4 separate regions of the Homo sapiens genome follow, and regions 1, 2 and 3 are each linked to region 4. A link is a loop called in an ENCODE intact Hi-C map of the cell type or tissue named here. Cell type or tissue: PC-3. All regions are shown on one strand. Links, peaks and the distances in the headings refer to the core of each region. The heading gives the core; the rest is flanking DNA.

What was found. Hi-C counts contacts between places; a loop is a spot of excess contacts. Peaks named below come from ENCODE experiments on the same cell type or tissue, not always from the same donor. Only the 100,000 strongest peaks of a DNase experiment are listed, where the experiment ranks them.
Region 1: it touches region 4 in a loop (2.8-fold over the local background); 5 of 110 quality-filtered maps call a loop at or near these places.
Region 2: it touches region 4 in a loop (4-fold over the local background); 3 of 110 quality-filtered maps call a loop at or near these places.
Region 3: a loop joins it to region 4, with 5 times the contacts of the local background. A loop is called at or near these places in 12 of 110 quality-filtered maps.

Annotation. Positions count from the first base shown.
Region 1 is chr10:17,779,352-17,787,531 of GRCh38, reverse strand. All of the region lies in intron 3 of TMEM236 (transmembrane protein 236), which reads right to left. Among named protein-coding and RNA genes, the nearest start is that of MRC1, 26 kb to the left of the region's middle. RefSeq lists an enhancer at 1-172. In PC-3, for the core only: no CTCF peak of the experiment used is centred there; DNase peaks (open chromatin) are centred at 4,001 and 4,431; H3K4me3 peaks cover 897 bases; H3K27ac peaks cover 2,620 bases.
Region 2 is chr10:17,739,791-17,747,970 of GRCh38, reverse strand. No RefSeq gene overlaps it. Among named protein-coding and RNA genes, the nearest start is that of TMEM236, 8.3 kb to the left of the region's middle. In PC-3, for the core only: a CTCF peak has its summit at 4,918 (motif pointing right); no DNase peak of the experiment used is centred there.
Region 3 is chr10:17,603,076-17,611,255 of GRCh38, reverse strand. It overlaps HACD1 (3-hydroxyacyl-CoA dehydratase 1), which reads left to right. Exons shown (of 7, transcript NM_014241.4): 2 at 7,209-7,326; 3 at 7,512-7,530; 4 at 7,608-7,696. Among named protein-coding and RNA genes, the nearest start is that of HACD1, 10 kb to the left of the region's middle. In PC-3, for the core only: a CTCF peak has its summit at 3,558; no DNase peak of the experiment used is centred there.
Region 4 is chr10:17,834,391-17,842,570 of GRCh38, reverse strand. MRC1 (mannose receptor C-type 1) reads right to left here. Exons shown (of 30, transcript NM_002438.4): 5 at 1,765-1,878. Among named protein-coding and RNA genes, the nearest start is that of MIR511, 6.6 kb to the left of the region's middle. In PC-3, for the core only: a CTCF peak has its summit at 5,279; DNase peaks (open chromatin) are centred at 5,430 and 6,730; H3K4me3 peaks cover 562 bases; H3K27ac peaks cover 1,374 bases.

The DNA.
Region 1 (8,180 bases), core at 1,530-6,529, 53 kb after region 4:
GCATGAAAGCTCGGCCCAGCCATTGACTCTGGTTCCCGTAGAGTCAATGGGTAAAAAATGTGGAGCTCTGCACAGAGTCTACCACTCAGATGCCCCTATGGCCCAGTCCTGGAGGGAGCCCCTTAAGCAAGGCCATGACGATTGATTCCACTAACATACCCTGGAAGACATGGGGAGCACCTGGCAGCACAGGCTGGGGACCGGCAACACTAAGGGGACTTAGCTCAACACTAAGAGAGGATGTAATGCGACATCAGGCCCCACAGAGGGTGCCAGCGCTGTCTGGCATGGCACAGTCCACAGTGCTTGGGCAGACAGTTGGCACCAACAGCAGCAGCAGTGCTTCAAAGCATGCCAGAGACCATCCAGGCACCAGTAGCGTCAGGGGTCACCAGGCAGGGGGAAGAAAGGGCATGTATTAGTCCGTTTTCATGCTGCTGATAAAGACCTACCCAAGACTGGGAAGAAAAGGAGGTTTAATTGGACTTACAGTTCCACATGGCTGGGGAGGTCTCACAATCATGGCAGAGGGTGAAAGGCATTTCTTCCATGGCGGCAGCAAGAGAGAATGAAGAAGATGCAAAAGCGGAAACCCCTGATAAACCCATCAGATCTCATAAGGCTTATTCACTATCACGAGAATAGCATGGGAAAGACAGGTATTTATTTACTGTCAGGTTTACCTATGATTCAATTACCTCCCCCTGGGACCCTCCCACAACATGTGAGAATTCTGGGAGATACAATTCAAGTTGAGATTTGGGTGGCGACACAGCCAAACCATATCAGGGCAGATGTGTAATTTCAAGAAGATCATGTTTGTGATCTCATAGGAAGAAGCCCTGAGAACCCTCCAGTCCCCCCACCTATGCACACACATCCAGAAACAGAAGGACTTAAGGTCCCAAAATAGCAAGTGGAAGCAGAACATGAGAAAAGCGGTGTTCTTCTAGATAGGACCTTACTATTAGTATACACACAATATCAACAACAAATGATCAAGAACATCAGCTGAGCCAGGGGCTCATGCTTGTAATCTCAGCACTTTGGGAAGCCGAGGCAGGAGGATCACTTGAGCTCAGGAGGTCGAGGCTGCAGTGCACTGTGATCGTGGCACTGCCCTCCAGCATGGACAACAGAATGAGACATTGTCTCAAAAAACAGAAGAGAAAAAGAACATCCACACATTATGCAGGTGATCAGCTCTCTTTGACCTAAGATATGAAAATGTAAATATTGAAAATCAGTGACCTATGCCTTTAATGTCAAACTGGTCCATAATAATATGGAACACAAGGCTTGGTATTATAAAGTAACACATGCTGAATTCTTTTATTCCCTTATTCCTATCAGTCTCCCTGAAATATTTGTTTCCAAAGTATTCTGCGACTTGCAAGTGTCTCATTTAATATACTAAAATTATTCACAATTCTTTTGCCCACTTAGGAAAAACAAACAATTTAATGCCAAATTATTAAAATCATATAAAGCTGTCAAGATCAAAGGGAGCTTTCACTGAAAATTTTGATAGCACCTGACATTCTATGTCTGTTGGTACCCGGCTCACTCCAGTATAGCTTTTGGCCCAATCTCATGGGTCTAATCCAGACAGCTGGCACTTCATTAGAAGATATAAATCAGAAATCCTACCCTTCTCTTACCCCAGTCTAGTAGATGCCCACTTACTTCTTGAGAAGAGGAAAAAAAATCCTAGAACTAACATACTTTCCTGAAACTTCCTTCTTCTAAGTAGCAAAGGGAGGGTAGGAAAGGAAATATCCCCCCCCGGTTGGTCCCCGGACACAGTGTTCCTCATAGTCACCCCTGAGCACATTGCAAAACAACACATTATGGAAATTCAGCTCGCACTAGGGGCTCATCTTGTATAATAAGCTATTTCTTAAAAAGAACTAAAGAGGAACTCAAAATGCCATTCATTTTATTAAAAAAAAAAGCTACATCCTTTTTTTGTTTGTTTGTTTCCTTTTAATGTCTATGACATCTCTTACATGCTATTTGGTAAAAGTGTCATGAGTTACATTTCAAGGAAATTTGGAAAGCCAGTTCCCTTTAAGAATTTGGATTGGCCTGTGCTTGGATTGGCCTCTCTGCTTTTAACTTGATATTTATGACAGCTCCTAGCACTTTCTATAGTAAGAGGTTCTCAGAGTGGGCATCATAATCTATGGCGGAGCTTTAAAAAATTACAGATGCCAGGTTCTGTCTTCCAGTCTGTTGATCGCTAGGTAGAGCTCATGCATATGTATAGTGAAGACACGTTGATGATCTCTGGTGGAAACCCACGGCTAAGAGTCCCTGTATTTGTGATAACCAGTGGCCCCCGATTCAATGGCAATAGCTTAGACTTTCCATAAAAATTACTGTTGGCATTCATTTTCAGAAATTATATTCTGGTAAGTCAATACCAAGAAGAAATAACTCAGAAAGAAACAGTTCCTTTTCCTTCTTCCTTCCTGCTCTGCGAACTCCCAAATCTGGGTCAGTCCTAACGCTTCTATCTTTTCAACCTGCAAGGCCCAGATTTCTGAGCCTCAGTGAGGAAAAAAATCACATTATCTGGATTGGCCCCAGAACAAATTCCTGGTTCCAATTTCTGCTGCACACTCAACATTACTCATCCATCTGTCTCCCTATCCCTCGCCCACTTCATCTCCATTCCCCACAGCAGTTACCCCAGAGCTTCCCCATTCTTTTGGGTCCTCTCCCCTCTATCCATCTCCATTGTTCTCAGCAGAAAATTTGCTTCCTATTTCATGAAGAAATTGGGGCATTATCTGATGTAAATTCCCCTTGCTTGCTTTCTCCCTATCCACTCCTATTATTTTCCCAATTGTGAATCACCTGGGAATCACTAATTTTAAAAATTAGTAGTGCCTGGGCCTCACTCCAAAAATTATGATTTCATTAACCAGGCAGCATCCTAGGCATCAAAACTTTTAAATTTCCATAGTTGATTTTAATGTACAGCCAAGGATGAGAAGCACTGCTCTTAATTAGAGATATAAATCAGGGTCACTCAATGAGGTTTCCTTTTTTAAAATCCAAATATGCCTAATCCCATCCCCAGAGATCCTGATTCAGTTCATCTGGGGCAGCTGTGCTTGGCACTGATATTTTTAAAGCACTCTATTAAGTGCTTTTTTATATGTTGGAAACACCAGAAGAAATACAATAGAATCAGAAGTCTAAAAACTTTGCCAGCTCAGGTAAATAAACATGTTGACTATCTTGTCTAACTTATTGGTTATTTATAAATTAACCAACTTGTATCCTATAGAGAATTCAATTTTTCTTCATTAAACATTTAAATGTAAACTGCTTCGGGAAAATAATTGGTAAATAATTTTTACTTGTAGTGAAAAAAAGACTTTTTAAGCATAACTACACCATACAGAAATACTAATAGCTTGGATGACATCAAAATTTAAAATTCCCTATATGAAAAACACCATAGTAAAATTAAAAGGCAAATGAGAACCCTGAAACATACACTACACCTATGACAGGCAAAACTTAACAGCCTTACTATTTATAGAACTCATGAATCAGCAGGAAAAAAAAAGGAAGTAGAAGAAGAAAATAAAAGAAAAATGGCCATACCAACATAAAAACAGATCAAAGACCTAAATATATGATTTAAAAGAAAAATACAACTGGCCAATAAGCCTATGAGAAGAGGGCAAACACAACTACAACTACTACTATTTTGCCTACGATACTATTTTGCAAGAGAGGAAATGGAATAAATTTCCAGTGTTGCAAGGTTGTAAGGTTAAGGAGAAACAGGTATTTCTTTACGTTGCTATTTAGAGGGTAAGTTCTTTAGAGGGAGCAATTTAACTACACATATCAAAAACCTTAAAAGCTTGCACGGACTGTGAGCCGGAAGTTCTGCATCTGAACATTTGACCTAAGGAAATAGCCATCTATGCTGCTGAGGTGCCTGCAGGCACTGACTCAAGTTTCTGATATTAAAAGACCACACAGAAGGCATTGGACGAGGGCCATTGGGAGCAGATTTATTTGAAAACCTTACCCTGCCAACATCATACCGGGCACCTCTCGCTGATGTGATAGTGGAAACCGCCTCCTTTGCAGGGAGCTGAGGTTTTCCACTCAAATAGCCTGTTGACCTCACCTCTAGCCAGCCATCTCTGACCATGCGGCTCTCCCTAATGCAGCCAAACCCCTCTTGCCACACCGCACAGTACATACGATCCCATTACGGGCCCCTCGACATTCCCAGCCTGTGTAACCAGTCCCTAGTAGTCACTTTCTTCTGGCAGTGTTCTTGCTGAGGAGTCTGGGCATGAGCAGATGCTCCAGGCCTTCTGAGGACACTCTGCAATCATCATCCTGATATCATTCGGCTCCCATCCAGAGGCAGTTAACTCTCTCCATCCCCAGCTTCTGTTTTGCCAGTCACCTCACTGAGAGGTTTCTGACTCCCACACGGAGCACAGGGCGCTTTAAACACAGCCCACCTGCACTACACATGGACACGTGCTTTAACCATGACTTGTCTGCCCTGTCCAACTCAAGCACATCGCCTCAGGCATTCTAACCATATCCTTGTCCTTCTCAACCCTTTTACTTCTGAATGAGACTCATAACAGCAGGATTTATCATAGTTAAAAACTGGAACAAATCTAGTTGTTCAACAACTGGGGATCTGCTAGATATATTATCATGGCTCATTAACATAATGGAATATAATTTGACCAATAACACCTTCTACACAGTAGAAGATGTAATAATGAGGCCTGGCGCGGTGGCTCACACCTGTAATCCCAGCACTTTGGGAGGTGAGGCGGGTGGATCATTTGAGGTCAGGAGTTGAAGACCAGCCTGGCCAACACGGTGAAATCCCGTCTCTACTAAAAATACAAAAATTAGAGGGACGTGGTGGTGCACGGCTGTAGTCCCAGCTACTCGGGAGGCTGAGGCACGAGAATCGCTTAAGCCCAGGACCAGAGATTGCAGTGAGCAGAGATCATGCCACTGCACTCCAACCTGAGCAACAGAGTGAGACTGTCTCAAAATGAAACAAAATAAAACAAAAAGAAGATGTAATAATGAGAATGATGCCCACCATACATTAAGAAAAAAAGAAGAGTTGCAGAATAGGTTTTCTTAACACATGAATGTACATCAAGATGCTATCCAGTAACAAATTTCTAGTTTGTAGGGTTATGGTTGGTTTACCTTTTCTTTTTTGTTTATCTCTATTTTATAACTTTTTAAAATGAGTATGTGTTCTTTTGGAAAAATGCAACATTGGAAAGAAAAAATTCAACATGGCATGTTAAAAGGTTTATCTGTTTTTCAAAGGTGTTGAGCCTCAAGCCAGTTTGTACCCCACCAAGACGGGTCACTCTGCCTACAAAGCTGAAACTGCCCAGAGCAGCAGCAGTAGTCACAAGACCTTAGATGGGGGCTCACTTTGCCTCTAGGTGGTGCAGTCATGATTGCCAGGGAGCTGGGCCTGGAGAGAGAGTTGGCAACCTATCTATCTCTTCATAGAAATGGTAGTGTCCTAGAAACAGGTGCGGTTACAATGCTGAATGAAGCCCTAGGTTAATGATTTTTAAACATTTAGCAGAGGAAGCTTTTTTTTCCCCCAAATGAAATCTCACATAAAACATCAACTCTTAAACACACAAAAATATTGTTGATCATGATGAAGCTCTCCCTTCTCCCAAACACACACATACAACACACACACGCATGCAAATTTTCTTTCCTTTTTTTTTTTTTTTTTTTTTGAGACAGAGGTATGTTCTATCACCCAGGCTGGAGTGCAGTGGTACCATCTCAGCTCACTGCAATCTCCGCCTCCTGGGTTCAAGCGATTCTTCTGCCTCAGCCTCCCCAGTAGCTGGTATTACAGGCGCATGCCACCACGGCCAACCAATTTTTATATTTTTAGTAGAAACGGGGTTTCACCATGTTGGCCAGGCTGGTCTCAAACTCCTGACCTCAGGTGATCCCCCCCACCCCCAACCTCAGCCCCACAAAGTGCTGGGATTACAGGCGTGAGCCACCACGCCGGGCTGCATGCAAATTTTTAGTCACTCTTGAAGTAACATTGTAGGTTTCTGAAATGACAATTTGATGAACAGTAGTCAGTTTTAAGAAGGAAACTTGCCTCCCAGCACCAGGTTTGTTGATTCAAGGTGTGAAATCCAACCAAGCTTAATTTTGATATAGGAGTTAAGAAGAAATTATTTAGGCAGATATGAGGGTACGGGAGTCCTTGGTAAGGTTTTCCTTTTAATGAAAAGCACTCCCAAATCATTTTCTAACAAACAGCAGCCTGTAAAATCGAGCTGCAGACACAGACAAGCAAGCTGGAAGCGTGTACAGGTGAATGCTGGCAGCTGTGCCAATAGGAAAAGGCCACCTGGGACTAGGCATGGTCAAAATGGTGGCTCCATCTTCCCTTCTCTTTGCCAGCTGCATGTACAGTGAGGAGCAGGCAACATGGCACCAGCCAAGTGGAAAGTCCATTTGCATAATAAGATTACGGTGGGGTGACCAGCCTTTTCTGGGTGCTATGTAAACATCACACCCAGTCCAACCAATCTCTGAGCCCTATGTAAATCAGACACCACCTCCTAAAGCCTGTCTATAAAACCCGGTGCACTCTGTCATGGCTGGAATTCCCATTTAGGAGCCCCTCTGTCTCGAAAGAGAGAGAGCTGCTCTCCTTTCTTTCTTTTGTCTATTAAACCTCCGCTCCTAAACTCACTCCTTGTGTGTGTCCATGTCCTTAATCTTCTTGGCACAAGATGACGAACCTTGGGTATCTACCCCAGACAACAACACTGCTTCATTTTCACTTCCCAAACATGGCCATTTGCTACATACACGCCTTAGTTCTTGGAGGCCCAACCTTTCTTCTATGTAGAAAGCTTTCTTTACCATGTCTACCTACAAACTCCTGCAAACCCAAGATCTTCCCTTTAGTCTTCTCTTACCTTCATCACCTTAGATAAAATGAAGTTTTCCTTCATCTGTGGCACCATAGTACTTTAGCTATTAAAATCTATTGTAGCACTTTGTAACAGCATGTCTGGCCTGGGCTGCAAGTCCTATTCAAATGAGTCTTGAAGGTAGGACTGAAAACTCTCTCTCTAATCATGGACACTTTCATAGGTCTGTTTGCACCCACTGGTTTTGATGGGGGTTAAGGAATCTAGGTAGTGACAAGGAGAGGACTCTAACGATGGCAAGGATTGAGGTTCAGGCAATATAGCTAAGCCTGATTTGAGGATCTATGAGACCCCCATGGAGAAAAGCTGCCTCAAAGGAGTCTGGCTCTGCCACATTCAGCCACGAGTTCTATAAGTGGGAGGGGAAATGGTGGTTTCCAGGGGAGTAGAATGGCCACTACCTGAAATCACTGAAGCCCAGCCAATTTGTTGGTACATATACACTCTAAGGGCTAAAAGGCTGTTGTTTCCAAGAAAAAAACAGTTATTATAGTGCTCTGCCTGAAACCTCTTTAGAAAACTAGAACTCGGTGGCAGGAAGCCAATATTCCCACTAGCAGAAGAAAGGAAGTCAGTCTAAAGCACCAGCAAAACATCCACCAATATCCCAGACACAAGCAACAGCAGCACCAACAGCATTTAGAGCAGAGCCGAGCAGGAGTGGTAGAAAATAGCATGCTGAGGGGTTTGCACGTGAGAGTGAAAAGCTGAGTGCAAAGCAGATGCAGCAAGGTAGTCAGGGGTCTGGACCAACAAATAAGGGCACAGGAGACCCACTGTGGGTCTGGTTTAAAACAGCAGCAGCAGGTGGACACGGTGGCTCATGCCTATAAACCCAGTGCTTTGGGAAGCTGTGGCAAGCAGATCACTTGAGGTCAGGAGTTCAAGACCAGCCTGGCCAACAGGGTGAAACCCCATCTCTACTAAAAATACAAAAATTAGCCAGGCATGGTGGTGCCCTCCTGTATTCCCAGCTACTTGGGAGGCTGAGGCAGGAGGATCAAGACTCTGTCTCAAAAAATTAATTAATTAACTAATTAATTAAATGGGAGCAGAAAAAAGACAGTGAAGAAGAGGAGATGAAAGTCCTCTTCTTTACTGTTGAGCCTCAAACCAGTGTGTACCCCACCAAGATGGGTCACTCTGCCTACAAAGCTGAAATTG
Region 2 (8,180 bases), core at 2,185-7,184, 94 kb after region 4:
GAAGGCTAGGACAGATCAACAGGGAGAAGCAAGCATGCCAAGAAAGACCAGTCTTTACAGGTGTCTGAGTTGTTGAACTTTCCAGCTCACATGTGCCCTTACAAAAGGTGGTCTTTCTTCTTTGCTAGAGAAAGGGCTTGAGAATAAGACAAAGGAGTGTGTTTATGAGCAGAGGCCAAATACCATTCAGAAACCCCATGGAAAATTACCAGAAAATACAGGGGAAAGGATGGAAAAAACTCACAGTTTATCAGAGAAGCCTTCTCAGAGGAGGTAAGCTTTGTATCAGTCTTTCTGTTGACTCAAAGCGGTAGCTGTATATTGCTACAGCAATTTTCTCTGTATAGTGTAATAATATTTCCTTTGAAAAATTGTTCTGGCTGGGTGCAGTGAAATACTGCAATCCCAGTATTTTGGGAGGCCAAGGTGAGAGGATTGCTTGAGGCCAAGAGTCTCAGACAAGCCTGGGCAACATGGCAAGACCCTGTCTTTACCAAAAAAAAAAAAAAAAAAATTAAAAATTTAGCCAGGCATTGTGGCATGCACCTATAGTCCCAGCTATTAGGGAGGCTGAGGTGGGAGGATTGCTTGAGCCCAGGGGTTCGAGGCTGCAGTGCACTTTGATTGCACCTGTGAACAGCAAATACATTCTAGCCTGTGGTAACAGAGGGAAACCCTGCCTCTAAAAATAATAATGATTTTTTTCAAGGAAAAATAGTTCTAAGAATGTTCATGATGTAGTAAGATAGGGAAGAGGGTGGGACAGAGAAGCAAGATACAGATACTATGTCTAACAACATCAGTGGTACAATCTTTTTGATTTCAAATATTGTAGTTGTAGGTTTCTACGTAAATTTTAAAATCCAGGAAGATACTTGTCAAACTGTTCACAGGGCTGTCCCTAGAGCATGGGTGAAGTGGGGTGGAGGGAGTTCAATAACAATTTTGTGCTTTTTTTTAAAATCTATCCTCCACCAATTTGATTTCCCTTACTTTATAGAAGCCAAATAATCAAACTGCACTTCAATTATCCTTTTAACGGTAGTACCTAAGAGCAGCGAAATAGTCAAGAGGCAAGCAGAAGACAGGAGACAGGTTTGAACCACTGTTTTCTGGCTGGGCCTTTGGGTGGAATTGGATCATCCTCTCCTGCTTTCATAGGAAAAGGCTGAAAAGGGAAGCTTCATCCTTCTACAGACCCTTGTTTTCTCTCCTGCTCCTCTGTGCAACCTTTTCTTACTCTGCTTTTCCAAGCGGAATTAAGTCATCCCTCCTTTCTCAAAACACCTTTTTTTTTTTTTTTTGAGACAGAGTCTTGCTCCGTCACCTGGGCTGAAGTGTAGTGGCGCAATCTCGGCTCACTGCAACCTCCGCCTCCCAGGCTCAAGCGATTCTCCTGCCTCAGCCTCCAGAGTAGCTGAGATTATAGGCATCAGTCACTATGCCCAGCTAATTTTTGTATTTTAGTAGAGATGGGGTTTCGCCATGTTGGCTAGGCTGGTCTCGAGCTCCTGACCTCAAGTGATCCACCCGCCTCAGCCTCCCAAAGTGCTGGGATTACAGGCGTGAGTCACTGTGCCCAGGCTCAAAACATCTTTTGGATACTTGTAGGGTAGCACAAATGATAAAATGTTCTTATACCATTCATTTACACACTGGGTCCCTCACAAAACCGTGAGCTCCTGGAAGGCAGAGAGCATCTGCTTTTCATCTGTGCATCCTCATTTCTCAGCACAGTGCCAAGCACACAACGGTCCCTTAATATGTATTCCTGGAAAAAAGGAATGCACAAGAGAAGTATAAGAGAAGTGGAGACGGCCAGGCATAGTGGCTCATGCCTGTAATCCCAGCACTTTGGGAGGCTGAGGTGGGCAGATTGCTTGAGCCCAGGAGTTCAAGACCAACCTGGACAACATGGCAAAACCCCATCTCTATGAAAAATACAAAAATTATCTGGGCATGGAGGTGTGTGCCTGTAGTCCCAGCTACTCAGGAGACTGAAGAGGAAGCATCGCTTGAGCCCAGGAGGTTGAGCTATGATTGCGCCACTGCACTCCAAACCTGGGCAACAGAGACCCCGTCCTCCTTCCAACTCAAAAAGAGAGAGAGAAGTGGTGAGTTAGGAATAAAAATTAGAAAAAAAAATTAAAGAAATAAGAATACGGCAGAGAAAAAAAAATAGACAGAAGTAGGCAGCAGAAGGAATGTGAAGGGATTTGATCATGGTTAACTCTTTTTTTATTCCAAGGGAGAGTGAGCTGTCTCCCACGCTGACATTTCAGAAGGAGAAATCATGTTCTATGAGTCTCAATTCAATCTACTCACTCAGTCTACAGGCTTCAATTTCCTCGCTCGCTCCTCCTTACCCTTGCAATGCTTGGCTCCAAATAAAGCTACCAGATCTCTTTCTCCACAGCATGGCTCCTTGGGGTCTCAAGGTAAAAGAGAAAAGACAAAGTCGCTGTGGATTGCAGAACTGATTAATCTCGTGATGCCTGTTGAAAAAGACTATGACCCTTTTCAAGCATTCACCACGGCTTCATAGATGGGAGTGCTACAATATTTCCCCAGCCTTCTCCAATCTGTGGGCCCTCAGAAAATGCACACGCCCTAATGGGTTTGCACCATTAATGAAGGAGACTGGAGAGGACTGTCTGGTATTTCTCTGACCCGAGGCATGGCCTTCAATTATGTCAGAGTCTTCAGCCCTTTTAAGGTGTCATTTGCCTGAGTTTCACAGAAAGGATTATGAAGCAGCGAAGGTTCCTTCATGAGGGATAGAGCAACTAGCGACCTTGGCAAAGAAAAAGAAAGCTATTATGCCAACACTAAGCTACTGGGAGGAAATAATCCCAGACCCCTGACTTGGAGACAAAGACAACGGGAGATGAAAGAGGGTTTAAGATCACCTACCTACCCTTCAGCTGGGACCCGTTTACTCCAATCCTGATTCCTGCCCTTCTAAGTCCTCTGATAAGTGTGCCATGCAGTTGTACTGTGGTAACTGGAAAGACATGGAAGGGGACATTTTCAAACCACCCAGATTCTTTACTTGGATTAACCCAGTACTGATTCGAGGAACTCTGCGCCTTACTTTGCTCTTTAATGCTGGGTTTAACAGCTTCCTGGTAGGAAACAGATTTGGGTTTCTGAAGCTGGATCCGTGGTGAAAAGACTGAGCCTTGTGGTTAGAGTTCACTTCCATGTAGGAGTGTTGATGCAGTGTTTTTTATTTTAGTAAGCAGAAGATATCATTCTGTGCAGGGGAACACCTGTTCTCCACACTTCCAACTGTCATTTCCTTCCTGCAGGCAGGAAGTCAAAAATCGAGTCTCTAAAATTGTTAGGAAGATCATTTGTAATCTCAAGGTTTGCTCATTGTTTTCAGTGTAGGGTCTGTGAAACACAATGTACAAACTGCCAGGAATGTTCTGGCATATCCGTGGTTTGTTTCCTGTGATCTTATGATGTGCAAAAAGACAGGAGCTAGTGGCAGTGAAACTGCTCTTGGGATGGAGCTGAATGTACATAGAGCCTAGGGAAGAAGTGAAAGTAGGTTCCGGGGCCTGGTTTACTGATTATTTGAAATTTCCAGAGTTGCTGATCATCGCACGCAGGCATGACCAATCAATCACTTGAAGAGAATTTAGTAAGATGATATTACTATCTGATATAAGCCCCCTTGACCAATTTCATGCTATCATAGTCCAGATTATGCTAAATATATACTATAGGAAAAAGTATTATTTCATCTGTTTGGCTATCAAATAAGCAACTTTGTAAAAGCAAAGGTGACAGTGTATTCACTTTTGTGGCCCTTTTATAACTGGTGACTCTATTGTTGTTTTTTTTTTTGTTTTTGTTTTTGTTTCTTGAGACGGAGTCTCGCTGTGTCACCCAGGCTGGAGTGCAGTGGCGCAATCTCAGCTCACTGCAAGCTCCGCTTCCTGGGTTCAGGCCATTCTCCTGCCTCAGCCTCCTGAGTAGCTGGGACTACAGGTGCCCACCACCAAGCCCAGCTAAATTTTTGTATTTTTAGTAGAGACGGGGTTTCACCGTGTTAGCCAGGATGGTCTCGATCTCCTGACCTTGTGATCTGCCCTCCTGGGCCTCCCAAAGTGCTGGGATTACAGGTGTGAGCCACCACGCCTGGCCGACTCTGTTCTTGAAATTAACAAAATGTATAGGAAATCCTTACTTAAAAAAAAAATTATGCTCCCTTAAAATGTCATTCCATTAAAATTTCCCAGATCTTAAAAGGGAAAGAAAGTGAATTAAAATTTCCGACTCCACTATGTAGTCATCACACAAATTGTGTGTGTGGTAATGTGTAAATGAGCTAGAAATTTTTAAAAAACTGTATTAAAGGAAAAAAGGAAGTCCCTTCACTGTTTGCAACAATTCTCAAATTTTATTTTTCAAGGGACTAAAACAAGTTAGCCTTTTGGTATTCCAGAGTAACAAATTTAAACAGACAAAAATGTAGGTTCAGGCCTAATCAATTAGCATAAATTCATCCCAAAGTTCACAAGGATGCTTTAAACTAAATTTCCCACATCTTCACTGTTGAGGACTTAATAAGTTTGCAACTCTCCAATTCTTCCGTACGTAACTTAAAATATCTTAAAATAACTATTAGTAGTCCTGCCCACCATATATTCACAAAGTAAGCAAAAATGATAATTGTGCAGTTAATGTGATCACTGTAGATAAAAGTTAAAATTTCTAGCCGGGTGCGGTGGCTCATGCCTGTAATTCCAGCATTTTGGGAGGCCAAGGCGGGCGGATCACCTGAGGTCGGGAGTGGTGAGCCAAGATCGCGCCATTGCACTCCAGCCTGGGCAAAAAGAGCAAAAATCCGTCTCAAGAAAAAAAAAAAAAAAAAATTCTGAGTGATCTGCCTGTATGCAGTGCTTCCTTACTCCACTGGGTGGCGCAGGTTTGGTTTTGTTCTGTTTTCATCACAATTTTTGAGTTGATACCCACATATACGTATGTATTTTTTTGGGACACGGTTTCACTCTGTTGTCCAGACTGGAGTGCGGTGGCGCGATCTCGGCTGACTGCAACCTCTAACTCCGGGGTTCAAGCGATTCTCCTGCCTCAACCTCCCGAATAGCTGGGATTATAGGCATGCACCACCATGCCCGACTAATTTTGTATTTTTAGTAGAGACGGGGTTTCACCATGTTGGCCAGGCTGGTCTCAAACTCCTGACCTCAAGTGATCTGCCTGCCTCGGCCTCCCAAAGTGCTGGGATTGCAGGTGTGAGCCAATGTGCCTGGCCTTGAGTTGATATTTTAAAAGATATTATAGGCTTGAAATCTTCCAACCTTAATTATTCCTTTTTAAAATTTAGGCTATTAAGTTGTGAGTCTTGTGGAGGATCATACGCCATCTTGAACTATGTAAATTTGGCTCATTTAGTTTGATATTTAGTGAGGTACGTCAGAGCTCATCTCAAAAGCCACTTAGATCAAAGCCCTAGGCTTCACCATAATTTTCCAGGCCTTCCACGATCTCTCCCCTACCACCTCTCTCTCTGACTAAATTTCCTCTCTCCTTGTCCTCCTCAATATTCTTCAAACACACCAAGCATAAAGGCTTCTGTTAGACTTTGCCCTGTTATTCTCTTGGCCTGGAAAACTCCCCAGAGATATCCAAAAAGCCAACCGCCTCCCGTTCTTCAGGTCTTAAGTGACATCTTCTCATGAGATAATTTATCTAAAATTTCATCAACTCCCCCAGCTTCCTATCCCTCTTTCTGCCTCATTTTTATCATGTAACACTATCTAACATAATATTTTACTTTTATGTTACTTGCCTGTCTCCCTCAAACTGAAATGTAAGTTTCTTGACAGCAGGAATTTTTACCAATTTTTTTTCCTTGAGACGGAGTTTCGTTTTTCTTGCCCAGGCTAGAGTGCAATGGTACGGTCTGGGCTCACTGCAACCTCCGCCTCCTGGGTTCAAGCAATTCTCCTGCCTCAGCCTCCCAAGTAGCTGGGATTACAGGCGCCCGCCACCATGCCCGGCTAATTTTTTTGTATTTTTAATAGAAACAGGGTCTCACCATGTTAGCCAGTCTGGTCTTGAACTCTTGACCTCAGGTGATCTGCCTGCCTCACCCTCCCTAAGTGCTGGGATTACAGATGTGAGCCACCGTGACTGGGCACCAATTTTTTTTTGAGACAAGGTCTCACTCTGTTGCCAGGCTGGAGTGTAGTAGTGCAATCCTAGCTCACTGCAGCCTTGAAATCCTGGGCTCAAGTCATCCTCCCACCTCAGCCTCTTAAGTAACTGGGACTTAGGTGGTGCATATCACCACCTTAGCCACCTCCTGCCTAATTTTTATTTAGTAGATACAGGGTCTCGCCATATTGCCCAGGCTGGTCTCAAACTCCTATCTTCAAGTGATGCTCCCACCTCAACCTCCCAAAATGCTAGGACTATAGGCATGAGTCTAATTTTGTTTGTTTGTTTGTTTGTTTTTTAATAGTTTAAGCACAGAGAATGGGCCAGTTGTTATTCAGGAAATTTTACCTGAACCTCCAGGTTGAGCACACGAGTTCAAGACCAGCCTGGGCAACATGGTGAGACTCCATCTCCACAGAATATCAAAAACTGGCCACACGTGGTGGTACACGCCTGTAGCCCAGCTACTCAGGATGCTGAGGTGGGAGGATTGATTAAGCCCAGGAGGTCAAGGCTGCAGTGAACTATGATCATGCCACTGTATTCCAGTCTGGGCAATAGAGTGAGATCCCGTCTCAAAAAAAAATAAATTACAATAAAATTCATTTAAAAATTGAGCAGACATTTATTGCAATTCATGAATCAGGACAGCATCTCATTCTATAAAATAGTATAAAAACCTTGACGAGTAGAGCAGAAGAGACTGGCTGTATAGACAGAAAAGGGCTGAAGAGAGCAGAAATAAGAAACGAATAGCAGATATGGTCTTTTAATAATTACTTTATAAGTTTACATCAGAGGGGGCCTCCTTAGCATGTTGGCTCAGGTACACTGGGCCCCTTCTGATTGGCTGCTATAAATCTCCAGGTGTTTGGAAAACTTCTCAAAGTTCAATTTGATGACATGGCACTTTCAACTTTCAACTGGTGACTGCATTTGGGTTTAGTCTGATCTGCTGGGAGCCTAGATCAAAATAATGGCCTCCCATAAATTTCATTCAACACTAGTCTAGCTGGATTCTTTCAAAGGTCCTAATGGAAATACACTAAATTTGCTACAAAACACTGAGATAACCAAAGACCAGATCTAATTACCCAGCTGCAAGCAGTATTGGTCCCTATTTCTTCTTATCATACTTACATTCTAACCTTGTGCTATAGTTTCACATGCATATTTCTCTTATTCATTTTACTTCCTTAAAGGTGGTGACAGTATCTTGTGTTGGGGGAATCCCAAGACCACCACCCGTTTCAATAAATGTGTAGGAATCACAGGAGTCAGATATGATTGTACTCAGGGCTATGATTTTTTACACTGAAAGAACTTGAAGGAAAATCAGCAAAGGGAAATGGCACAGGTGATGAAGTCCATGGGAAACAGGGTACCAGTTTGCACAAGTCCTCTCCCAGTTGAGTCAAACAGGACCTGTTGAGTTCCCGCAGCAATGGGCCATGACAACACATGAAATGTTGCCACCAGGAAAGCTCCTCAGTGACTCGGTGCCCATGGTTTTTACGGGGCGCTGGTCGCCAAGGCACATTCTGCCTGGAACCCACCAAACTTCCAGACTCCCAGAAGGCAAGCAGGTGTTCAGCATAAACCACATCATTGACGCAAATCATTTAGGCACAGTGAGCCACTCTTATCAATTCTGGGAATTGTGGGAACCCTCCCGAAATTTAAGTTCCCAGACGCCAGCCAAGGGCCAACTTTGTAAACAGGCCTTTCAAAAGACAGCAGTCCAGCCTGCTCAGTTAACTGTTTTCTGTCCACTTACTCAATGTTAGATCCTTCTAGTGGTTAAACATCTGCTAAATTCTATTTTGACCTTTATATCATTGTTAAAATGAAACAATGGGAATTAAATGAAAACATCATACATACCAACAATTAGTTACACTTTTAAACTGTTTGCATGTATATTTTTTAAAACTGTATCTTGCCATTTGAGTATATTTTTTGTTCCTATATTATTTAAGCATGGA
Region 3 (8,180 bases), core at 1,331-6,330, 230 kb after region 4:
GGCTGAAGCAGGCGGATCACGAGGTCAGGAGATCGAGACCATCCTGGCTAACACAGTGAAACCCTGTCTCTACTAAAAATACAAAAAATTAGCTGGGTGTGGTGGCGTGCACCTGTAGTCCCAGCTACTCGGGAGACTGAGGCAGGAGAATCTCTTGAACCCGGGAGGCAGAGGTTGCAGTGATCCGAGACCATGCCACTGCACTCCAGCCTGGGCAACAGAGCGAGACTGTCTCAAAAAAAAAAAAAAAAAAAAAGAAGAGGACCTGAAGTGTAGAGTGGGAAATGAAGGCGGACAGGTAGCTTGGGGCATTGCACTGGGCCTCAGATGCTTTGCTAACATGTTTGGATTTTAGTCTGTACACAATACACAAAGGTGTTGTTTAAAGGTTGTGTCTCATTCCTTTGTAGCTGGGTAACCTCAGATAAGCTACTTAACCTCTCTGACTCTTAGTTTTCTCATCTGTAAAGTTGGAACAGCACAACTACTTAGCTAGATTATAAAGGAATAAAGAGATAATGGATATGAAGTTCTTAGCAGGATGCCTGATGCACAGTGGATGTTTACAAATGTTCATTTTTATTCCTAGTGGTTTATTTAAAATTGTACTTTTTTTTTTTTTTGAGACAGAGTCTGGCTCTGGAGTGCAGTAGCACCAGCTCAGCTCACTGCTCAGCCTCCCAGGCTCAAGTGATCCTCCCACCTCAGCCTCCCGAGTAGCTGGGACTACAGTCACGTGCCACCACACCTGGCTAATTTTTAAATTTTTTGTAGAAACAAGGTCTTGCCATGTTGCCCAGGCTGGTCTTGAACTCCTGGGCCCAAGCAATCCACCCACCTTGGCCTCCCAAAATCCTGGGATTACAGGTGTGAGCCACTGCGCCTGGCCTAAAATTGCACTTCTTGCAGAAAGAGAAAGTAAGATATTTTCACAGTATACTTAGTATGATTTAATAGAACAAGAAACCCAAGGTTCATTTCCCAGAATGTTAAGTAAGAGCCATATCTTTTATTGCTGCGTAGAATCTATTTTGTTGCTGAGGACAGATCCGCAAATGGACCTACCACAAATTGTTCATCCATCCATTTGTTGATGGACATTTGGGCTCTCTTCAGTTTTTGCTATTACAAATCAAGCTATAAGCATGCATGTACATGTCTATGTACGAACATATGCTTTTGTTTTGCTTGGGTAAATACCTAGGAGTGGAGGGGCTGGGTCATAGGATAGTTAAGTGTTTAATTTCTTTCGTTCTTTTTTTTTTTTTTTTTTGAGATGGAGTCTCACTGTGCCACCTACGCTGGAGTGCAGTGGTGCATCCTCGGCTCACTGCAACCTCTGCCTGCGGATTCAAACGATTCTCCTGCCTCAGCTTCCTGTGTGGCTGGGACTCCAGGCGTGCACCACCATGCCTGGCTAATTTTTTTTCTATTTTTAGTAGAGACGGGGTTTCACCAGGTTGGCCAGCCTGGTCTCAAACTCCTGACCTCAAATGATCCAACCGCCTTGGCCTCCCAAAGCGTAATTTCTTATGAAACCGCCAAACTGGTTTCCAAAGTGGTTATACCCTTTTATCTTCCCTCTCGCAATGAATGGGACTTCCCATTGGTGCACATCCTTGCCAACCCTTGGTGTGGTCAGTCATTGTAATTTTAGACATTCCGAGAAGTACATTCTGTTATCTCATTGGGATTTTGATTTTGTTTTCCCTAGTAGCTAACGATACTGAGTATCTTTTCATGTGCTTCACTTGCCAATCATATATCTTCTTGGGTATCTGTTCAAATCTTTTGCCCATTTTTAGCTGGGCACGGTGGCTCACACTTGTAATCCCAGCACTTTAGGAGGGCGAGGCGAGTGGATCATGAGGTCAGGAGATCGAGACCATTCTGGCTAACACGGTGAAACCCCATTTCTATTAAAAATACAACAAATTAGCCGGGCGTGGTGGCGGGCGCCTATAGTCTCAGCTACTACGGAGGCTGAGGCAGGAGAATGGTATGAACCCGGAGGTGGAGCTTGCAGTGAGCCGAGATCGCGCCACTGCACTTCAGCCTGGGTGACAGAGCAAGACTCTGTCTCAAAAAAAAAAAAAAAAACCTTTTGCACATTTTTTTTCTTTAATGGGCTGTTTGATTTCCTATTATAGGGTTTTGAAAGTTCTTTATACAATCTGGACACAAGTGCTTTACCAGATATGTGATTTGCAAATATTTTCTTCCAGTTTGGGCTTGATTTTTTATTCTCTTAACAGTGCCTTTCAAAGAGCAGGTGTCTTAATCTTAGTGAAATTCAGTTTCTCAAGCGTTTGTTTTTTCTTTTATGAATCTTTCAGCTTGACTCGTTATTGGCATGAGTGCTGGTGTACAATCAGTTGAAGCACTCACATATTGGCTGCTAAACAAAAGTATAACTTTTATCTAGAAAAGGCAGTTTAGAGGTGTCAATGAACAATATATGAAAGTATGGGCCAGACGTGGCGGCTCACGTCTGTAACCCCAGTACTTTGGGAGGCTGAGGCAGGCAGATCGCTTGAGGTCAGGAGTTCGAGACCAGCCTGGCCAACATGTTGAAACCCCATCTCTACTAAAAATACAAAAATTAGCTGGGTATGGTGGCAGGTACCTGTAATCCCAGCCACTTGGGAGGCTAAGGCACGAGAATCACTGGAACCTGGGAGGTTGAGGTTGCAGTGAGCTGAAATCACACCAGACTGGGTGACAGAGCAAGACTCCATTTCAAAAAAAAAGGAGACAAAGTGTGGAGTATATGAAAGTTGAAGACTATCTTCGGTCCAAGCCTCCAAATGGCTAAAGGAGGTATACAAAGGAAATAGCAAGCTAGAATATTGTTTTTCAATGATTGTTGAAATAATGGATCTAGCCAATGATCATCAGTAACTGCTAGCATCACAAAAGAGAGAGTCTGGCCAGGCGCAGTGGCTCACACCGGTAATCCCATTACTTTGGGAGACTGAGGCAGGCAGATGGCTTGAGCCCAGGAGTTCAAGATTAGCCTGGGCAACATAGGGAGACCCCATCTCTACTAAAAAAAACCCCACAACAGCAAGAACAATAATGAGCCAGGTATGGTGGTACACCCCTGTGGTCCCAGCTACTCGAGAGGCTGAGGTGGGAAGATTGCTGAAGCCTGGGAACCCAAGGCTGCCATGAGCCATGGGCACACCACTCACTCCAGCCTGCGGGACAGAGCGAGAATCTGTCTAAAAAAAAAAATCCTAATTGCAGAAATTCCAGTTGCTTTTGAAATATTTTCTGTTTGTTTTATTATAGTTACTAAACCGATAGATGAAGGAAGTTCAAAACTAGTTCAATATAGGACCCTTAAAGAGACTTTCTTTGACTGTCACCCTTTCTGATGGAGGGCTTAGGAAGTGAACCCTGATTCAATTGGCTCCTGGCCTTACTTAGGAAAAACAGACAAGAGGTTAGAATAGATGTTTCGATGGGTCCTTTCAAATCCCTGAGCCTGTCAATTTCTTTTATTTCCCACAGTTTAGTGAGTGGCACGATCATGATACTATGCTAGGTGGTACAATACTGCCACCTATGGAGCAACAGTAGAACTTGTTATAATGTTAACGATGCATGGATTTTTATACAATGCTGTTTAAAAATGTAGAAAACTTGCCATCCAAATGACTCCTTTGATTGGTAGGTTAATAACTGCCTCTCAAACTTATCTTTTGTGGACATCTGATTTGGGTTCACCTAAAAAAGACAAGTGTATGGAAAATGTGAATGAAAATATCTTAATAAACTTTTTGTTTTCTTAGTAGAAGAAATATGGGGACTTTGAATTGAAGATAATGAAATCATAATACTTTAGTTGTGGAAGGTACCTAAAGCATGATTCCGATGAGTGCTGTAGGATCAGTCCAGTTCAGTGTTGGCGCTCACATGAGATGGATCCATCAGTTGTAGCCACAGTGAAGCTGGGGTAGAGTGGAAAGGGGTCAGGACTAGGGAGTCTAGAGACTGCAGAGGTTCTATTACAGACTCAGTCATGAACTTACTCTAAGACTCAGGGTAAGTAACTGAATGTTCTGGAAGATGATTATCTCATCTAAAAGAGTGGCCTTCAAACTTTTTGGATAGCATGCTACTATCAATTAAAATATTTGAGCATAGACTCTCCATATAACTTTAAAAATATATTTATAATGTAAATATGAATTGCTATCATTAACTGGTATCTCAGGGCACAGTATATACTTAGAGCCAGACCGACACAGCATAGTGGCTTAAGAGCATATACTCCGAGCTTAGTGGTGGCTGTGTGACCCTCTCTGCCTATTTCCTCAGTAGTGAAATAGGATAATAGAAGACCCTCGCCTCATAGGGTTATTGTGAGGATTTGAGGTTAATATGTTATGAATTGAAAACAGTGTCTAAGACATAGAAAGCACTCTGACAATACACTTATTATTGTCATTGTTATTATCATGAATATGTCTGCATTTCAAAGGTCCTTGTGGTCCTTTCAGATATTTACTTGACTTCTTGCCAATCTGATAAACAAGTCATTGCTTTTACCTTATTATGTTCTAAGAATAGAAGTGTCATTCTGCCATCTTATTATTCTCTTGAGAATGCATTTTCATCAGATTCAGTTAGTAGATTCTTTGCAGGAATCTTTTCAAGCCATTTGTCCACTGTATGAGTGTTCTTTGATTAAAAAAGTTAAAACTGCATGATAATTTTATATTTCATAAATCTACTTACTAGACTCTTTGGAGACTATCTAAAAGACTAGGGTAGCTCCTCATTTCCCTGGGTGAGTTATTAGAGCTTTTAAAAAGTTACAGATGAGGTAAGTTGCTTAAACTTAAACGTGCTTTTGGAATTGCAGGGGAAACTGGAAAAAAATAAACTTCTTATTGGTGACTTTAGGAAGAGTAAGAAGTAGTATGAGAAAGCTGGTCTCCACAACTCTAGCTTATATTTAAAGCACGATTATTATTCACAGAACATAAGCTATATTTATATGCAAACGTAAGTTTAAAAGCGAGGGCATATAGTATTTTTTTCTTTCTTTTTTCTTTCTCTCTCTCTTGTTTTTTTTGAGACAGGGTCTTTGTTGCACAGCCTGGACTGCAGTGGCACAAACATAGCTTACTGCAACCAGCGCCTCTGTGCTCAAGTGATCCTCCCACCTCAGCCTTCCAAGTAGCTGGAACCACAGGCATGTGCCGCCATGCCTCTAAAATTTTTTTTTTTTGTAGAGACGGGATCTTGCCATGTTGCCCAGGCTGTTTTTTTCTTTTCTTTTCTTTTTTTTGAGACAGAGTCTCACTCTGTCACCCAGGCTGGAGTGCAGTGGCACCATCTCAGCTCACTGCAACCTCCGCCTCATGGGTTCAAACAATTCTCCTGCCTCAGCCTCCCGAGTAGCTGGCACTATAGGTGCCCACCGGCACACCCGGCTAAGTTTTGTATTTTTAATAGAGATGGGGTTTTGCTATGTTGGCCAGGCTGGTCTCAAACTCCGGACCTCAGGTGATCCACCCACCTCAACCTTCCAAGGTGTTGGGATTACAGGGGTGAGCCACTATGCCTGGCCTCTTCTTTTGTTTTTTTTTTTTTAAACAACCTTTTTGAAAGCAGGCCCATGGCTGATCTTCTATCTGTGGCTCAGCAATTGTTGTTGTTGTTGTTTTTAGTGAAAATTAAGTAAATATTAATTGATGACTTTTTTTTTTTTTTTCCCGAGATGGAGTCTTGCTCTGTCACCCAGGCTGGAATGCAGTGGCGTGATCTTGGCTCACTGCAACCTCCACTTCCCAGGTTGGAGCAATTCTCCTGCCTCAGCCTCCGGAGTAGCTGGGACTACAGGTGTGCGCCACCATGCTTGGCTAATTTTCGTATTTTTAGTAGAGACAGGGTTTCACCATGTTGGCCAGACTGGTCTCAAACCTCTGGCCTCAGGTGATCCACCTGCCTCGGCCTCCCAAAGTGCTGGGATTGCAGGTGTGAGCCACTGCACCCGGCCCATCTTAACTTTTTAAAGTGTAAGTTCAGTGGCATTAAGTACATTCACATTTTTGTGTAACCATTACTTCCTTCTGTCTCCATAACTTTTCATCTTGCAAAACTGAAACTCTGCACCCAGTGAACGCTAACTCCTCATTGCCCCATCTGTCCCCAGCCCCTAGCCACCACTATCCTACTTTCTGTCTCTATGAATTTGACTACCCTGTGTATACCTCATATAAATTAAATCATACAGGCTGGGCATGGTGGCTCACTCCATGTAATCCCAGCACTTTGGGAGGCTGAGGTGGATGGATCACTTGAGTTCAGGAGTTTGAGACCAGCCTGGGCAACATGGCGAAAACCCATATCTACAAAAAATACAAAAATTAGCTGGATATGATGGCGCACACCTGTAGACCCAGCTATGGGGAAGGCTGAGATGGGAGGATCGCTTGAGCCCTGGACGTCAAGGCAGCAGTGAGGCAAGACTGCGCCACTGCCCTTCAGCCAGGGTGACAGAGCGAGACCCTGTCTCAATCAATCAGCCAATAATTGTTCTTTGTTAAAGATGACAGCAACACATAATGCAAAAAAAGAAATTTTTTAAAGAAAAAAATGATCATACAGTATTAGTCCTTTTGTGCCTAGCTTATTTCACATAGCATAAGGTCTTCAAGGTTTATCCGTGTTGCATGATATGTCAGAATTTCTTTTTCTTTTTAAGGCTAATATTCTATTGTCTGTATAGACCACATTTCTTTTTTTTTTTTTTTTTTTTGAGACGGACAGCTCTGTCGCCCAGGCTAGAGTGCAGTGGCGTGATCTTGCCTCACTGCAAGCTCCGCCTCCCAGGTTCACACCATTCTCCTGCCTCAGCCTCCTGAGTAGCTGGGACTCAGGCGCCCGCCACCACACCCGGCTAATTTTTTGTATTTTTAGTAGAGACGGGGTTTCACCGTGTTAGCCAGGATGGTCTCGATCTCCTGACCTCGTGATCCGCCCGTCTTGGCCTCCCAAAGTGCGGGGATTACAGGCATGAGCCACCGTGCCAGGCCTGTATAGACCACATTTCAAGTATCCATTCACTCACTTATGGACACCTGGGTTGCTTTTACCTTTTCACTATTTTGAATAACGCTGCTGTAAACACAAATGTATAAATCAGTGGTATTAAGTTCGAAAGAACTTTATGAAATACTTTTTTTTTTTAGGTGGTTGGTTCTAGCTATTGCCATGGTACGTTTTTATATGGAAAAAGGAACACACAGAGGTTTATATAAAAGTATTCAGAAGACACTTAAATTTTTCCAGACATTTGCCTTGCTTGAGGTAAGTTTTCCATCATGCTGTTTTTCTATTGCTGTAATATTTATGTGAACATTTTTTGTTGTGCAAAATCAATATGATTTTGCTGATTACATACCACCTATGGATTTGCTGAATGCCAATGTTGACAGTGGTTTATTTAATGTTTTCTATTATTGACGTAATGATTTTTTTCTATTTGCTTACAGATAGTTCACTGTTTAATTGGTGAGTTTTTGCTTCAATTTTATACTTTTATTATAAATTGCCTTTAGGGCAATAGTTCACTTGTTTTTCTTTTTAAGGAATTGTACCTACTTCTGTGATTGTGACTGGGGTCCAAGTGAGTTCAAGAATCTTTATGGTGTGGCTCATTACTCACAGTATAAAACCAGTAAGTGACACAAACATGTTGTCTACTTGAGCCTGCAGGAAAGCTTTCCATTCATAGGAATCTAAAATATTAACATTTGTATATTTCAGGAGGTGGAAGTGTTGGACAAAAAGGAGTTGGGTTTGAGTTTTAGATGTTGTGCATTGACTTAGTGCCTTAGCAGAATGACTTTGATACACAAACAAACCCAAATATTGGCATCTTAGATCCGTAATATATTCTCCTTTGATATTTTCCAGTTTTTGAAATCAGTATTCAGGTTCTGTCAAATAACCTGCAGAAAATGTTCTTTTCTATAGAAGTTTCTTTTCAATCCAAGTTGTCCTCTTTGATTATGTAATCGAAGTTGTCAGTATACAATTTATTATTTCTGGCCAGCCGCAGTGGCCCACACCTGTAATCCCAGCACTTTGGGAGGCCAAGGCGGGTGGATCACCTGAGGTCAGGAGTTTGAGACCAGCCTGGCCAACATGGTGAAACCCTG
Region 4 (8,180 bases), core at 3,177-8,176:
GCACAAAAAAGGATATTTTATATGTATTCCCTTGCAGTAAGTCTTCCCATATTCCAGAAATTTTTACCTTCCATGTTCCAGAAAAAAATAGAACTGATTATTGGCTCAAGACTTGAGTGACAGCACTGTAACCATCATATGTTGAAGTAACGCTTTGAAACTGGAATTTCAGAGTAAAATCTAATTTATTTAAGCCAAAATATATTCTCTAAAAATTTTCTCGTGTTTTAGCATCTATTTGAAATATTATTTTATTGAAGTTTTTCTTCTTTTAATACAATAAACCAATATAGAAAATGGAGATTTTCGCCAGGCGCAGTGGCTCACGCCTGTAATCCCAGCACTCTGGGAGGTTGAGGCAGGCCACATCACTTGAGTTCAGAAGTTCGAGACTGGCCTGGCCAATGTGGGGAAATCCCATCACTACAAAAAATTAAAAAATTAGCCAGGCATGGTGGTGCATGCTTGTAATCCCAGCCTCTTAGGAGGCTGAGGCACAAGAATGACTTGAGCCAGGAAGGCTGAGGTTGCAGTGAGCTGAGACTGCGCCACTGCACTCCAGCCTGGGCAACAGAGTGAGACCCTGTCTCAAAAACAAAAACAAACAAACAAACAAAAATGGAGAGTTTAGTTTTCTAAGCCAAATGCGAAAACCACTCAATGGCTTTAAAAGAGAAGTCTGACTGTCTGAAGAACACCGTATTATAATGGTATGGCCCATAGGAGATTTGATAAGATGTGACCAATATGATACTTCTCTCCTTTCCCACACCCACGGCAGACGTCACTAATCATTAATTGCACTCTTTCCTAAAAAAAAAAAAAAAAAATGGCACTGGGGTGGGATTGAGGGGTGGGGATTGAATTTATACCCAATAGAAGGCCTCAAGTGGCTACTAACGCCAGTTGGTACTGGTGAATAAGAAAAACTTTATATCATTTTTTTGTTTTCTCTAAATAGTTGCTCAATATGTAAACTTATTTTATATTCTGTTACTTTCATGTTATGACAATGTAGAAATAATTAGTTCACAGCATTTTCTATCCTCTAAAAAAATTAGAAAGCTGTTGTAGGTTTTATCATCCCCAACTCTGTTTTTCTATAAACTACTGTTGAGAAACCTCTAATGAATTTTTATGCTAGTATGGAATATCATAAGCTGTAACTGAGATAGTATTTTTAAGCCGATGTTATTAAATCAAAAACAGGAAAAGTGGGTGTTAATGTAGATGTTAAAATCACTGTCACAAGGACAGCAATATTGCAAATACCTCATGACTCAAGGTACAGTCATAAAAAATCTCTCCAACCCAAAATAATTTCAATCCACTTGTCAAACTTTACAAAGAGATGTTGGCTAATCCTCTCAAGGATGTTGACAAAGTCAATGCAACAGCAAGTATATAGTAACAATGCAAGTAGCATATTTAGTAAATCATGTTTAAGAGTAGCCACAACATCTGCTTTTGAATATAGTACCCAACACATCAGGGATACTCTGAGAACTGAAACTTTAAACAGAGACCTTTATTGTTTTGTGTGAGAATCCTGGCAGACAAATCCCTATCCCAGGAAGCTGGTATAACCTTACAATTCAGTAAATGGAAATCTAGCATAGATTTCAAAACAAGGTGAAATGAACTGTATTTGATGAAGTCTCCCAATTCTTCTCTTTGAGATCAACAGGTGAGATAATAAACGTCTTCGGGGCGTCTAGATGACTTAAATTTGGATTAATTCGACACAAACAGGCTTAACCCTACCTGGTAACCAGTTCAAATATCGGAAAGGACTGCGGTCACTCCACTGCCAACCGCTGTTGAAGCTCAGACTGTTAAGTCCAATCCAGAGTCCTGAGGTCAAGGAACTGGTTAATCCTATATTTTTAAAGAAAGCAAAACAAACAAACAAGAACTTGGCATTCAGAAAACAGTTGAAATTAAATTCAGAACTAAGTGCTTGAATCAAAATGTCACTGAGGGAAGTAACAATAATCATGCCTACCATGTCTCCTTTGATTCTCCTGACAACCTAAGGCAAGTAAAATTATTACCTTCACTGATAGGTGGGGAAACGGAGGCAGAGGCAGCATAGGTAATCTGGTAAGATTTTTAAAGTTCCAACCCAGATCTAATGAGGCTTCAAACCCCATCATCTTGACTATTATCTACTTTCTCAAGGATAGTGTAAAGTCTTCTTGTGTGAATATGAATAGGTGTTACCTCCACTGCATATTTCAAACCTTATTCTAAGAATTTTATTTTATCATTTTTTAAAGTCAATTTCTCTTCTTCGTTAACATGATGATTAAATACTAATCACTAAGTGCTTATGCTAACACCAAGGATGCTTTGCTTAAGCAGTGAAGAAATCAAAAATACAATGTTTCCAATTCTGTTCTAGGACTGATGTGGAAGTCATAAAACCAGAAACAACACGGACCTCAGCTCTTCAGCGGTAAACACTCTAACCTATTATTACCGCTCTTTTTTTTTTTTTTTTTTGAGTTGGAGTCTTGCACTGTCGCCCAGGCTGGAGTTCAGTGGCTCAATCTCCACTCACTGCAACCTCCTCCTCTCGGGTTCAAGCGATTCTCCTGCCTCAGCCTCTCGAGTAGCTGGGATTACAGGTGACCGCCACCACGCCTGGCTAATTTTTTTTTTTTGTATTTTTAGGAGGGATGACATTTCACTATGTTGGCCAGGCTGGTCTCAAACTCCTGACCTCAGGTGATCCGCCCACCTCAGACTCCCAATATGCTGGGATTACAGGCGTGAGCCACCATACCCTGCCACCTCTATCTTTTTTGAAACCATCAATGAGAATTCTCTGTTCTGAGTTATTTTAATTGATCAAAAGCAATTAATTAAAATAAAAACTATCCTTTGGCTTTTAAAAACATTTTTTAAATTTATTTTTATTTTTTAGAGATGGAGTCTCACTATGGTGCTCAGGTTGCTCTCCAACTCCTGGGTCCAAGCGTTCCTCCTACCTCAGTCTCCTAAATAGCTGGGACTACAGGGTACACACCACTGTACTCAACAACCTTCAAAAAAATTCTTTAAAAGAATTTTCACAAATTCTTTAAAGTTGTACTAACTTAAATATAATTATCTTTCTACTTGCACAGACGTATTCTACAGGACATGCTCCTAAAAGTAGCATTTTAATACTAGCTATTCCCAAAACCAATTTACTCAGGGATTTTAAAAAACTTAATTACGAAAATAAGTGTATTTAAGTTTTAAAAATTATAAATAATTCGCTGATTAAAGAAGAACTGAAGTAGATATTGAGACTGCGTAACTAAATTACTATGTTTGGCATCATGAGAAATGATAATAGCTCTTTAAGAGAATTACCTTTTGACATCTTTTACCAGCTCTAAGTACTTATAAACTTGTCTTGAAGAACTGAATTAGTTAATACTTTTTAAAACAAGGCCTGACATATGGTATATGCCCCATAAATATAAGTTACTACTGTTATTATTACCATTATTATTATTATTATCAATAGCTTCATATTAAGGTTGGCAAAGGTGTGACTTAGAAGCAAAATTCAAATCTTGGGTTAAAATATATCTCTTAAAGCAGATGGGTGTTGTCCACAAATAATTTTCTCTAATATGCTTTTGTAATTTTATAAAAGAGCAGACCAAAATATTTTAGTATTGCTGCACAAAGCAACAATTCCACATGCTAAATTTTTGTTGTTTGTTTTGTTTCCAGACACCAACTCAAACCAGAAATTTTTTTTGTACAGTTGGGGTCTTACTGTAGTGCCCAGGCTGATCTCGAACTCCTGAACTCTAACAATCCTCCCACCTCAGCCTCCCAAGGCTCTGGGGTTACAGGCGTGAGCCACTGCGCCCAGCCTCACATGCTCAAGGCGTAACTTTTCTGCATATATTGTCTGAAATGGTTATATACCAACTTTTGAACTTAGATGTAATAGAAGATACACAAATGTCCAATATTACACTGTTTTTTTTACTTTCTTTTTTTTTTTTTAATTGAGGTCCAATGTGTTTTTCAGGCAGTACCAAAGGAAACTGGTAAAAACCATCGGGGAAACAAGCCAAATTTCACTTCCTATATCTTATTTCAGTTCTGTAAATCCTCATCCTGCACATACGGAGCCACAAATCTGATTCAGGACTCAGAGACTCCATAGAGCGTCCCAACATTTTTCGGGGTAGAAACAGAAGGGAAGACGATAAAACAGCTGTGGGTAGTGTGCAAACGTGTTGCCAGGCAGAAACATTTCACCTGGCAGATAATATGAAATCAGATCACCACCAATCTGGAACACATTTACTGGAGCCAGGAAATGTTGACAAAATTAAGGGTTCTCATCAGTGCTTTGGGAACCAGCGGATCCCCGGGTGTTCTGTGCGTGAGACACAGGCAGGGTGAAATGGAAGACAGGGCTGAATTCCAGTTCAGCTGTTTTCTAAACAGGAGGCATTAAGCAAGTTTCCTAACTTCTCCCTCCTAGTCTGTTATCTCATCTATACAGTGGGGCTAATAATATTTATTCATGAGGTTGCTGTGGGCTTTAGAACTAAAGCCCAGAAACTAGTATGTAGTAGCTCTTCAGTAATTGGCAGACAATTTAATTAGAGTCATCAAACCAGGTTCTACATTTTTAAAAAATGATACTGACTGGCCGAGCATGGTGGCTCACGCCTGTAATCCCAGCACTTTGGTAGGCTGAGGCTGGTAGATCAGCTGAGCTCAGGAGTTCAAAACCATCCTGGGCAACATGGTGAAACCCTGTGTCTACTAAAATACAAAAAATTAGCCAGGCTTGGTGGCACATGCCTGTAGCCCCAGCTACTCAGGAGGCTGAGGCACGAGAATCACTTAAGTCCTAGTGCCACTGCACTCCAGCCCGGGCGACAGAGTGAGACTTTGTCTCAAAAAAAATAATAATAATAAATAAAATAAAATAAAATAAAATAAAAAGATACAGACTTTTCAAAACCCTCACATAAAAGAAAACTTATTTTAAAAGTGTAAATATTTTGTAGGTTGTTTTTTCATTTTAATGGCATATTTTCCAAAATAGAGTGGATTGCAATTACACACTCACACCACTGTTTTCTGGATTATTCCCCAATATATCTCAATCAACACTGAGTATCATCCCTTTCTTTCAAATAAACAGTGGGGAGGGAATATCTTTCCCCTATTTTTTAAATTCCCTGTCAGAGTTTTTCTTGTCCTAATGCCTGACATTTTTTACTTAAAGAAAGGCAGGAAGTACTACAAATCTCGTTAGAGATGCCATTCTTATCCAGATGCCAGTGAAAATTTGCTGACTGAAATTCCGGAGGCTTGGATAAGATTCAAGTAAGTATCTGAGGTGAACCCAGCCTCTGGATCTCCTGGGGCTTGTTTGCTGTCCTGATAGACACAAGAAAAGCCCTTGCTGATTAGGGAAGCATTTCCTGCAGCTCGAGTCCGATAGCAGAGTCCGGGAACCAGGAAATGAGTCTGTGCTTGGGCAAAGCCGCTGTCCGCTCAGATCACTTGCTCCTTCTCTGTAGCTGGTGGAGAGCGCACAAAGTAACCTGTGCTCTGTCCCCAGGCTTCCAAGAGATAACACACCCCACAAATAAATTCAAACACAAAAACCAAAAACACATCAACTGAAACCATTTCACCTCTGCACCTCTGATATATTTTCTTTCCTTTTTTTTTAAATTTTTATTTATTTATTTATTTTTGAGACGAGTTTCACTCTTGTTGCCCAGGCTGGAGTGCAATGGTGCGATCTCGACTCACTGCAACCTCCACCTCCCAGGTTCAAGCCATTCTCCTACCTCAGCCTCCCGAGTAGCTGGGAATACAGGAGCCTGCCACCGTGCCCAGCTAATTTTTTGTATTTTTAGTAGAGATGGGATTTCACCATGTTGGCCAAGCAGGTCTCAAACTCCTGACCTCAGGTGATCCACCCACCTCGGCCTCCCAAAGTGATGGGAATACAAGGGTGAGCCACTGTGCCCAGACCACCTCTGATACATTTTCTCTCGTGCCTGCAAGTCTGCCCAAATAACCACAAGACTGCCTCGAATCATCTTTTCTATTCCTTAATCATCTACATAAATTTACTTTTGTCTATTCTGTACTTTCTCCTCTTCCTCCTTATTTTTGTGCATGGTTGTAAATATGAATCACTCTGATCCTTTCTGTTCCACTATTAGAAGGGTCCCAAAGGCTAATGCAAAACAGAATAATTGAGCAGACAGAGGAAGAACCCTATCTCTAAGACTATGAATCCACAGTGACATCATATTGCTTTTCTATCCTCGGTCTCCTTAATAATAACTTATAGGAGAGATGTGTTCTGGTTGGTGACGGGTGTCATCTGAAAATAGCTGGAAAAAGGTAGGTGCTAAGAAATGAGGCAAGGTAGGGAGTGTGCTCTTGCCCTTGTATTGGCTCACACACATTAGCTCTTTTAACAGACAAGGTCACCAAAGCACAGGTGCCTCAGCAAATCCCCACAAGCTCCCCCAGTTTCACAGAGCTGGGACCTAGGCAGTCTGGCTGCAGAATCTTTGCTCTCAGCCTCTCTGCTCTGCTGCCTGGTGTTAGCACCTGGATACAGCAGGAACTAACACAGTGTTTTGCCAGATATGGTCTTTCAACCAGCTGCCCCAGAATCACCCAGGAGTTTGACAAAAGGCAGATTCTTGTGCCCTGTGTCACACCTACTGATCTAGAGTCTTCGGGATCTCAGCCCAGGCATCATCACTTTAACAGAATTCCAAGGTGATGAATAAGCCACTTCACACAGAAGAACCACTGCATTTACTGTCTTCTTGCCATGACTGTCTAGTTTTCCAAACAGGAGACTGAATTTCTAAGTATTTTTATTTTGTTGCATGTTAACATGTCAGTCAGCAAATGTTTGGTGAGACCCTTCCTTGGAAGGCTCTGTGTGAACCTCCTTGGGGGAAGAGGGGTCATAAATATTCACAAGACATTCCCCGTTTTCAGCTATTTCCCCCTCTGACGCGATCTCCACATGGCCTTCAGTTTGCTTTCCATGCAGGACTTATTATAATTGGTACCTATTCATTTGTTTGTTTTCTTGTTTACATCTGTTTCTTCCCATTGGACTTTTAAGCTGCATGTGGACAAGACAGGGTCAGCTTTGATGTCCCCAGGACCTAGCACAAAGCCTGGCACATGGGTACAAGATATCTTGGGAATGAATGAATAAGTAAATAAATAATAACAAATTAATGTATTTATAGTGTTGTCAAGGAAGCAGGACATATGTGTAAGTAGCTATTATACTAATAAAAGTGGTAATAAGCAAATAAGAGAAATGCAGATGGAAATAGAATTGCATTTCAACTGTACACAATCGTGAGAATTCCAGGCAAAAGAAATGACATGGGAAAAGATGTGAGGGTGAGAATGGATGAGGAAAAACAAGGAATCCAAGACTGACTTTTCTTTTGTTGTGACCGCAAAATGCAAGACCGGGAATAGTACAGATGTTCAGCAGGTGGCAATCTTGAATGTCAGGCAAAATGTATTTTGTTAATTATTTGATGGGAAATGAGAAGCCACAAGGGGTTTTTTGAACATGGCAGTCATAGGAGCAGAGACAGACTAATATTAATATAGCCGTGTCCAGAAAAACTGGAGGGAGGAGATTTTGGGGGCAAGAAATCGGGGATGCTTTTGCTCCCACACTAATTTCTGATCCTAATCTCTCTGTTTCCCCAAGTGTATATTTTAGAAGCTAAAACGGATACTCTCTTCTCAAGCAAACTTTAGCCCTTTTAGTCTTCACAATCTAATAAAAACAGATATTTTAAAAACAAACACATTGGCCAGGCACGGTGGCTCACGCCTGTAATCCCAGCACTTTGGGAGGCCAAGGCAGGTGGATCACCTGAGGCCAGGAGTTCATGACCAGCCTGTCCAACCTAGTGAAACCCCGTCTCTACTAAAAATACAAAAAATTAGCTGGGCATGGTGGCAAGCACCTGTAATCCCAGCTACGTGGGAGGCTGAGGCAGGAGAATCATGTGAACCCGGGAGGTGGAGGTTACAGTGAGCTGAGATTGCGTCATTGCACTCCAGTCTGGGCTACAAGAGGGAAACTCCGTCTCAAAACAAAACAAAACAACACAACACAAAACAAAACAACA